Regions from separate parts of the Homo sapiens genome. Here region 1 is linked to region 2. Evidence: chromatin contacts called from ENCODE Hi-C or POLR2A ChIA-PET data. All regions are on one chromosome and are shown on one strand. Each heading gives the region's core, a stretch centred on a gene start or an enhancer-like site at or near the end of the contact. The rest is flanking DNA. Distances are from core to core; before and after follow the strand shown. Region 1 overlaps FRMD8 (FERM domain containing 8). Region 2 holds the start of TM7SF2 (transmembrane 7 superfamily member 2).

The links. A loop is a pair of places that touch in the nucleus more often than their neighbours do. ChIA-PET counts read pairs that join two places held with the same protein, here RNA polymerase II (POLR2A). Pooled maps may share reads with other maps.
Region 1: a loop to region 2 is called in a pooled map, with 2.9 times the contacts of the local background. The contact joins the enhancer-like site here to the promoter of TM7SF2 in region 2. A Hi-C loop is called at or near these places in 7 of 50 pooled maps. POLR2A ChIA-PET finds 5 or more read pairs at or near these places in 4 of 52 experiments (CD8-positive, alpha-beta memory T cell, WTC11, activated CD4-positive, alpha-beta T cell and 1 more).

Annotation. Positions count from the first base shown.
Region 1 is chr11:65,401,235-65,405,055 of GRCh38, forward strand. FRMD8 (FERM domain containing 8) reads left to right here. Exons shown (of 11, transcript NM_031904.5): 10 at 3,630-3,821. Among named protein-coding and RNA genes, the nearest start is that of FRMD8, 17 kb to the left of the region's middle. RefSeq lists an enhancer at 3,014-3,513. Within about 2 kb of position 2,462, at least 6 of the 41 ENCODE cell types and tissues checked have a DNase peak (open chromatin) inside an H3K27ac peak, as active enhancers do.
Region 2 is chr11:65,110,360-65,114,095 of GRCh38, forward strand. It overlaps TM7SF2 (transmembrane 7 superfamily member 2), which reads left to right and starts at 1,513. Exons shown (of 10, transcript NM_003273.6): 1 at 1,513-1,708; 2 at 2,156-2,352; 3 at 2,452-2,506; 4 at 2,861-3,055; 5 at 3,132-3,235. The coding sequence starts at 1,657. It overlaps VPS51 (VPS51 subunit of GARP complex), which reads left to right. Exons shown (of 10, transcript NM_013265.4): 8 at 123-244; 9 at 335-422; 10 at 968-1,503. The coding sequence ends at 1,228. RefSeq lists enhancers at 1-695, 696-1,621, 1,318-1,612, 1,535-1,644, 1,715-1,764 and silencers at 454-629, 1,895-2,324.

The DNA.
Region 1 (3,821 bases), core at 1,212-3,711, 290 kb after region 2:
CTCCAAGCCTGTGTTTGATTTTCCCCTTCATTCGTCGTGTTTTACTCAGCACCGAGCACCTCTTCTACCCCAGCCTCCCTCCCCAGCCTCCCTCCCCAGCCTCCCTCCCCTGCCTCCCTCCCCTGCCTCCCTCCCCTGCTTCCCTCCCCAGCCTCCCTCCCCTGCCCCTCCCTCTCCCACTTGGGTCACATCAGACGCCCCTCCCTCCCACAGGGCCCTTTCAGGACTGTTCCCACCCCTTCCTCCTTTCATCTCGGGTCTCTCTGGATCCTTCATTCCACACCTCTCCGGCTTCCTTTTGGTGCCCTTCACCCCTCCCTTGGCAGCCAGACCCCACCCCTGCGCCTCCCATGCTGGGGGCTGCTTCTAGCCCCATCGGCCTCTGCTTTGCCACAGGAGGGCCCCCTCCCCCTTCTCAGCTTAACTACATGCTCCTGGAAGCTTCTTTCCGCCCCCACCAGCCACCTCCTCCCCCAGCTTCCCCTGCTGCTCCCCATTTTCCTGGCCCCCCTCGAGGGCACTCCTCTCCCTGCCTCATGGCTTTGAACTCCAAGATATTCTCACCTTTATGTTCAAAGTTCACAATTTTCTTTTTTTTTTTTTTTTTTTGAGACGGAGACTGGTTTATGCTTTTTGTTTCCTAAGAAATTTTGCCTAACCCAAGACCACAAAGATTTTCTCATGTTTTCTTGTAGAAGTTGTATAAATTTAAGCCTCCCAGCCATCCCAAAGTCAATATTTTACATCAGGTGTGATATACAGGTCAATGTTCATGTTCGTGTTTACAGATTCTCAATTGTTTCGGTGTCGTTTGTTGAAAAGACATTGAATTGGCCGGGCATGGTGGATCACGCCTGTAATCCCAGCACTTTGGGAAGCCAAGGTGGGCGGATCTCTTTAGGCTCAGAGCTCAAGACCAGCCTGGCCAACAAGGTGAAACCCCCATCTCTACTAAAAATACAAAAAATTGGCCGGGTGTGGTGGCACACGCCCGTAATCCCAGCTACTACTTGGGAGACTGAGGCACGAGAATCACTTGAACTGGGGAGGCAGAGATTGTGGTAAGCCGAGATGGTGCCACTGCACTCCAGCCTAGGCAACAGAGTGAGACTCTGTCTCAAAAAAAAAAAAAAGAAAGACATTGAATTGCCCTGACATCTTTGTTGAAAATCAATTGGCTGTACATGTGTGGGTCTGTTTCTGGATTCCCTCTTCTAAACCACTGATATATGTGTGTCTTTCACTGATAATCACACTATATATTGATTTTTGAACCTTTATAATAAGTCTTGAAATCAGGTAGTCTGATAACCAGAACTTTGTTCTTTTTAAAATGGTTTCCATAGAAGTTTTAGAATCAGCTTGTTGATTTGTAGCATGCTCCGCTATCCACCCCCCAAAAAAAGGCTACCTAGGATTTTTATTGAGATCGCATTGATTACTTCGGAGGTCATTGACCTCTTAAGTCTTCCAGTCCATTTATTTCTGTATCTCCATTTATTTGTCTCTGATTTCTTTCATTAACATTTTATAGTTTTCAGCATACAAAACTTCTGCATCTTTTGTTAGATTTATCCATTTCTTTTTTTTTTTCTTTTGGTGCTACTGTAAATGGCACTGTTTTTAATTTCAATTTCCAATTGATCATTTCCTTATATAGAAATATAATTGTTTTTGTTTTTTTTGAAACACTCTTGCTCTGTCACCGAGGCTGGGGTGCAGTGGCGCAATCATAGCTCACTGCATCCTTGACCTCTGGGCTCAAGCTATCATCCCAAGCCACAGGTGTGCACCACCATGCCAGGCTAACTTTATTTTATATTTGTAGAGACAAGGTCTCACTATGTTGCCCAGGCTAATCTTGAACTCCTGGGCTCAAGTGATTCTCCCACCTTGGCCTCCCAAAGTGCTGGGATTACAGGCATGAGCCCCTGTGTCTGCCTTTTTTCTTTTTTTCTTTTTTTTTGAGATGGAGTCTCACTCTGTCGCCCAGGCTGGAGTGCAATGGCGCGATTTCAGCTCACTGCAACCTCCGCCTCCTAGGTTCAAGCGATTCTCTCACCTCAGCCTCCTGAGTAGCTGGGATTACAGGAGCCTGCCATCACACCCAGCTAATTTTTGTATTTTTAGTAGAGATGGGTTTTCACCATGTTGGCCAGGCTGGTCTCAAACTCCTGACCTCAGGTGATCCACCCGCCTCGGCCTCCCAAAGTGTTGGGATTACAGGCGTGAGCCACGGCACCTGGCCTGGCCTGGGACTTTCTATGTGGACAGTCGTGTGGTCTGTGAGTTGGGACAGCTGGGTCTCACTTTCCAATCTGTGTGCCTCTTGCTTGCCTTGCCTGACAGTGCTTCTGACCCCCAGTGTAGGATGGATAGGTGTGCGCAGGCGTCCCTGACGCACCTGGCCTGAGAGAGAACATTGTCTTTCACTGAATAAGTGGGATTTTGCTGTGGGTTCTTCAGAGATGCGCTTCATCAGGTTGAGGAAGTTCCTTTCTGACGCTGGCTTGCTGAGTTTTATCTTGGACAGATGTTCAGCAGAGCTTCCTCTTTTGGCTGCATTTGAACGGCAGGCTTCCTGAGCCTCAGAGGCATGTTGCTGTGCAGGAGTTTTTGTTCTAGGAAACTTAGTAGGCTTCCCTGTTATGGTTGCACTCAGGACTCTGTCCCCACCGGCTGCCGTCCCCTCGCCAGCCCACTGCCCTTTGGCTGGTGGAGTCCACTTGGTGAGGAGAGGAGTGTGGGTGGACTGAGCTGAGGGCAGGGAGCGTGGAGAGCCCACCAGGCCTCTGCTCTTCCTTCTGGGCCGAGCAGCGGTGCCCACCTGCCCAGCCCAGAGGGATTGTAGCTGCCCTGTGGAGAGGCAGGAGCCAGGCCAGTCTCCGCAGGGCCACTCCAGCATCTGACCCAGCCCCACCAGTCAGGAGCACAGGTGGCCATTCCTGTCTACTTGGCCTCATCTTATCCCAGGCCTGCAGCAGTGCTTGGCACGTGGGAGGCACTCAGGAAATACCTGTGTCCTAAGGGGTGCCACCCTTTTAACACCCTCTGCGACTCCCTCAAACCCCTGAAGGCCCTGTCCTTGGTGCCCAGCTGTGCCCGCTGGCACCCGGCTGCTGCATCTTTTCTGTCAGTGTGCCTCATGCTTCACACCTGTTGAGTAGGAGTCACTTTTGAAGAACGTGCTGGCAGGGAGCCGCCCGCCCCTGCCCTGGTGACATCGCGCCCCTTCCTCCTGGCTGCAGGTTTTCCTCCCAGCCAGCACCACCCGCCTCCCCGCCCCGCTTCCCCACTCTTCGTCCTCTCTGCAGCAGCTGGCTCCCTACCCCCTCCCTCCCCACCTGCTTCTGCCCATGGAGTCAGCCTTCCTGGGCTGTGCCTTCTGACCAGAATGTTCTTTCTTTCCCACCTGAACTCCCAGATCTGGAGACCCCTCCTCATCCACCAGGACTCACCTTCACAGTCACCCAAGTGGGACACCTCCCCTGCCTCCCTGCTCCCTCCCTCCTGAGTGATGTGTGTCCCCTCCCCTGCTTCCCCAACCAGAGAGCAGAGCTCATTTCAGGCTCAGCAACAGGCATGGAAGGGGGCCCTGGCCAGGCCTCACACTGCCCCCTCCTCCCCAGGCCGAACTGATGAGCAGTCTCATTGAGTACTGCATCGAACTGAGCCAGGCGGCGGAGCCCGCAGGCCCCCAGGACAGTGCGACTGGCTCGCCCTCGGACCCCAGCTCCTCACTGGCTCCTGTTCAGCGCCCCAAGCTGCGGAGGCAGGGCAGTGTGGTGTCCAGCCGGATCCAGCATCTCTCCACCATCGAC
Region 2 (3,736 bases), core at 263-2,762:
CGCGGTGATTACCCTGTGATCCTTGTGATGCTTGAGTAGCTGACTTAGGGCATCCTCAGCACCGATGGGCTGGTGGTTTCCCCTGACTCGGGCCTCCTTGCAGTACCTCTTTTTACCACCAGGTGGGGCTCCTGTACGAAGAGGGTGTTCGCAAGGCCCAGAGCAGCGACTCCAGCAAGAGGACTTTCTCCGTGTACAGCAGCTCTCGGCAGCAGGGCCGCTACGCCCCCAGCTATACCCCCAGGTCTGGCTGGTCAGGGGAGCCCCAGGGGGAAGGGACAAAAGAGGGCGAGGGTGCAGGGCGGGCTCTGATTCCTTGTCTTCCCCAATCCAGTGCCCCGATGGACACCAACCTCTTGAGCAATATCCAGAAGCTATTCTCTGAACGTATTGATGTGTTCAGCCCTGTGGAGTTCAACAAGGTCCGACTTCCAACGTGACTCAGACTTCCAGGGATCCCGGGGAGGGTTGGCTGGAGCAGCCCCACACCTGCCCAAGGAGCCCCAGGACTCTGTGACCAACTGGGGGTGACCCTGACCCTCCAGTCTCTGTCTCTAGGGCTGTTTTTAGGTAGTACAGAGTGCCCTGCCTCCAAATCCCACAGCCCTTGTCCCAGTCTTGGTGTATGCCCAGCCTGAGTCTGGGTGCTGACCTGGGATTACTGTTTGCCCTTGTCCTTATCCCCACAGTAGTCTTGGGTCCTCCCCAGGGTTTTCTGTTCACCCATGGTCCCTGCCCCGCCTCACTCCAAGCTCAGGGATGCCTCTGATTGCTGGGCCCTACCTGTCCCCTGCCCTCCAGATGACGGCGCTAATATTGTATCCCTCCCTTCTTATCTGGCCCCGGAGACTTTCTGCCTCATCCCAGCTACTTCCATCGTATGTCTCCCGGGCCCCTGCTTGGAACTTGGGTGTCCCCCACACACACCTGCAGTCCCCAAGCTGCATCCCTGTGTCCCTGCCTGCAGGTGTCGGTGCTGACCGGCATCATCAAGATCAGCCTGAAGACGCTGCTGGAGTGTGTGCGGCTGCGCACCTTTGGGCGCTTCGGGCTGCAGCAGGTGCAAGTGGACTGCCACTTTCTGCAGCTCTACCTGTGGCGTTTTGTGGCCGACGAAGAACTCGTGCACTTGCTGCTGGACGAAGTGGTGGCCTCTGCTGCCCTGCGCTGCCCAGACCCTGTGCCCATGGAGCCCAGTGTGGTTGAGGTCATCTGCGAGCGCGGCTAGGCGCAGCCGCTGCCATGCACCGGTCTGTCCCTGCACCCCATGGCACCCAGGATCTGGTCTCGGTGGTCCTTCCCCGCAGGCAGGTGTCAGGACCGGCCTAATAAACATGTGTGGCCTCCTCCTCTCGCTTGCTGGGCGGGCCTTTCCGGGGGCGGGGTTTTGAAGCTGAGGCTTCTGAGGCGCCCGCGTCGGGTCCGCCCCCGAGCGCCGATTGGCTGGTGTGCTGGGCCCAGCATGGGCAGGGGGCGGTTCCACTTAAAAACCCTGGGACGAGAGCGGTCCTTGTCTGCGTTCCGTGTCCAGGCAGGTGCAGGCGCCGCGGGGCCGGATCCTCCGCGCGGCCGAGTCCATCTCCTGGGAAATGGGGCGGACAGTGTTTCCTTGACTGACTATTGTGAGCGCCCTCTCTCTCCGGCGGAGCGGAGACCATGGCCCCCACTCAGGGCCCCCGGGCCCCGCTGGAATTCGGAGGGCCCCTGGGTAATGGGGCAGAGAGATGGGACCTGGGGCAAAGGCTAAGCGAAGGAGAGCTGGAGCGGGTGAACTAAGAGCGGGGGCGAGATCTGAGGATGGAAGGCTTTGGGGGTGTCGGAGGCAGAGGGACCCGGGGGTTTGCAGCGAAGGGTGTCTGGAGAGGGAGAGCTGAGGAGGGGCCGGTTCTGGGGGCTGCAGAACGGGGATTTATGGTGTCGACTGGGAGCAGGAGGAGGGTCTTCGAGGGGCCTGGGGGCGGGGGACTAAGATGGACGCCTGGGAAGGGAACTGGGAGGCAGCGGGGTGCCTGGGGGCCGAGGGCTGAGGACGGGGTGCGGAGGCGCACTCTGGGAATGCCGAGAGGGTCCCGCAGAGACGTCAGGGCGCCCGTGCGGGCCGGCGGGGAGCTGGGGGGCTAGGGGCGGACGCCCGACGTGATGGCCCTTCCCGCAGGCGCCGCGGCTCTGCTACTGCTGCTGCCCGCCACCATGTTCCACCTGCTCCTGGCGGCCCGTTCGGGCCCCGCGCGCCTGCTGGGTCCACCCGCGTCCCTGCCGGGGCTGGAGGTGCTGTGGAGCCCACGGGCGCTGCTGCTGTGGCTCGCCTGGCTCGGCCTGCAGGCGGCGCTCTACCTACTGCCGGCGCGCAAGGTGCGGGCCCCGCTCGCGGACGCTCGGGGGAGGGAAGCGAATGGGCTCGGCGAGGGAAAGGACGCCCCGGGCCTTATCAGAGCCCCCTTGGACCCGCAGGTGGCCGAGGGGCAGGAATTGAAGGACAAGAGTCGCCTGCGCTATCCTATTAACGGTGCCTAGGGGACGGGCCCTCGCGCTGGAGTTAAGCGGCCGGGGGTGGAGCTCCAGGCCTAGCGGGGAGGTCCACGGAGATTGGCCCCCACCCCAGGCTCCTTTGTGTGCCTCTGTTACGCCCAGGACAGACGCCGGGGGCTCTCCCTATGCCCCTCGTCCCCACAGCCTTACCCCATTTACTGCTACTCCGTGCACCACAGCAGTGGCTGGGGTGATCCTCTGAAGGCCAGGGTGGCAGCCTAATGCTTGGGGCAGGGTCTGTGGCCCCCCTGAGTTTTGGGCTCTGCGTGTGTTTGCGGGGTGGGGATGTGGAGGCGCGCAGCCCCAGGGCTCACTGTGCGCTGTGGTTCAGGCTTCCAGGCCCTGGTGCTGACAGCCCTGTTGGTGGGGCTGGGGATGTCAGCGGGGCTGCCTCTGGGGGCGCTCCCGGAAATGCTCCTGCCCTTGGCGTTTGTCGCCACCCTCACCGCTTTCATCTTCAGCCTCTTTCTCTACATGAAGGCGCAGGTAGCCCCAGTTTCGGCCCTGGCACCTGGGGGGAACTCAGGTGAGAGGGGTCCTGGGGTGGAGACGGAGGCAGATTGGGGCGTCTGCCTGTACATTCACTCTCCAATATTCTCCAGGCAATCCGATTTACGACTTTTTTCTGGGACGAGAGCTCAACCCTCGTATCTGTTTCTTCGACTTCAAATATTTCTGTGAACTGCGACCCGGCCTCATCGGCTGGGTATGTTGGGCTTGACTGAGCTGGCCTCAGGCCAGGGGGAGGGTTAGGGTGGGTGAGCAGCGCTTGGGCAGGGCAGGGCCAAAACTGTGCAGATGCGAGTCATTAACCATTCATATTCCACAAACATTTGTTCAATCCACCTGTGCCTAGGTACTGGGAGACAAAAATAAAGTTAGAGGCAAAAAAGCATCTTTGCTGCAGAGAGCCTACATTCTGGTGGGAAAGACAGAAAAAAATAAGTAAAATATATACAGCATGTCAGGGATGACGTTAGGAGAGCACGTGCAATTCTCAACAGCAGTCAAGCACAGAATCTATTTCCAGGGAGTGACCGCATGCTGCTTGATGGTCAAGGCAGTGCAGAACCTGAAATTGATCGCTGGGGTTAGCAACCTACCCGTCACTAGTGGCCTTGACAACATTCCAACTGTGATCTCTGGTTCTGTGGCCAAGATTACCCAAAGAAACTCTTGGGCAAGGCCTCTCCTGTTGCCCTGGAAA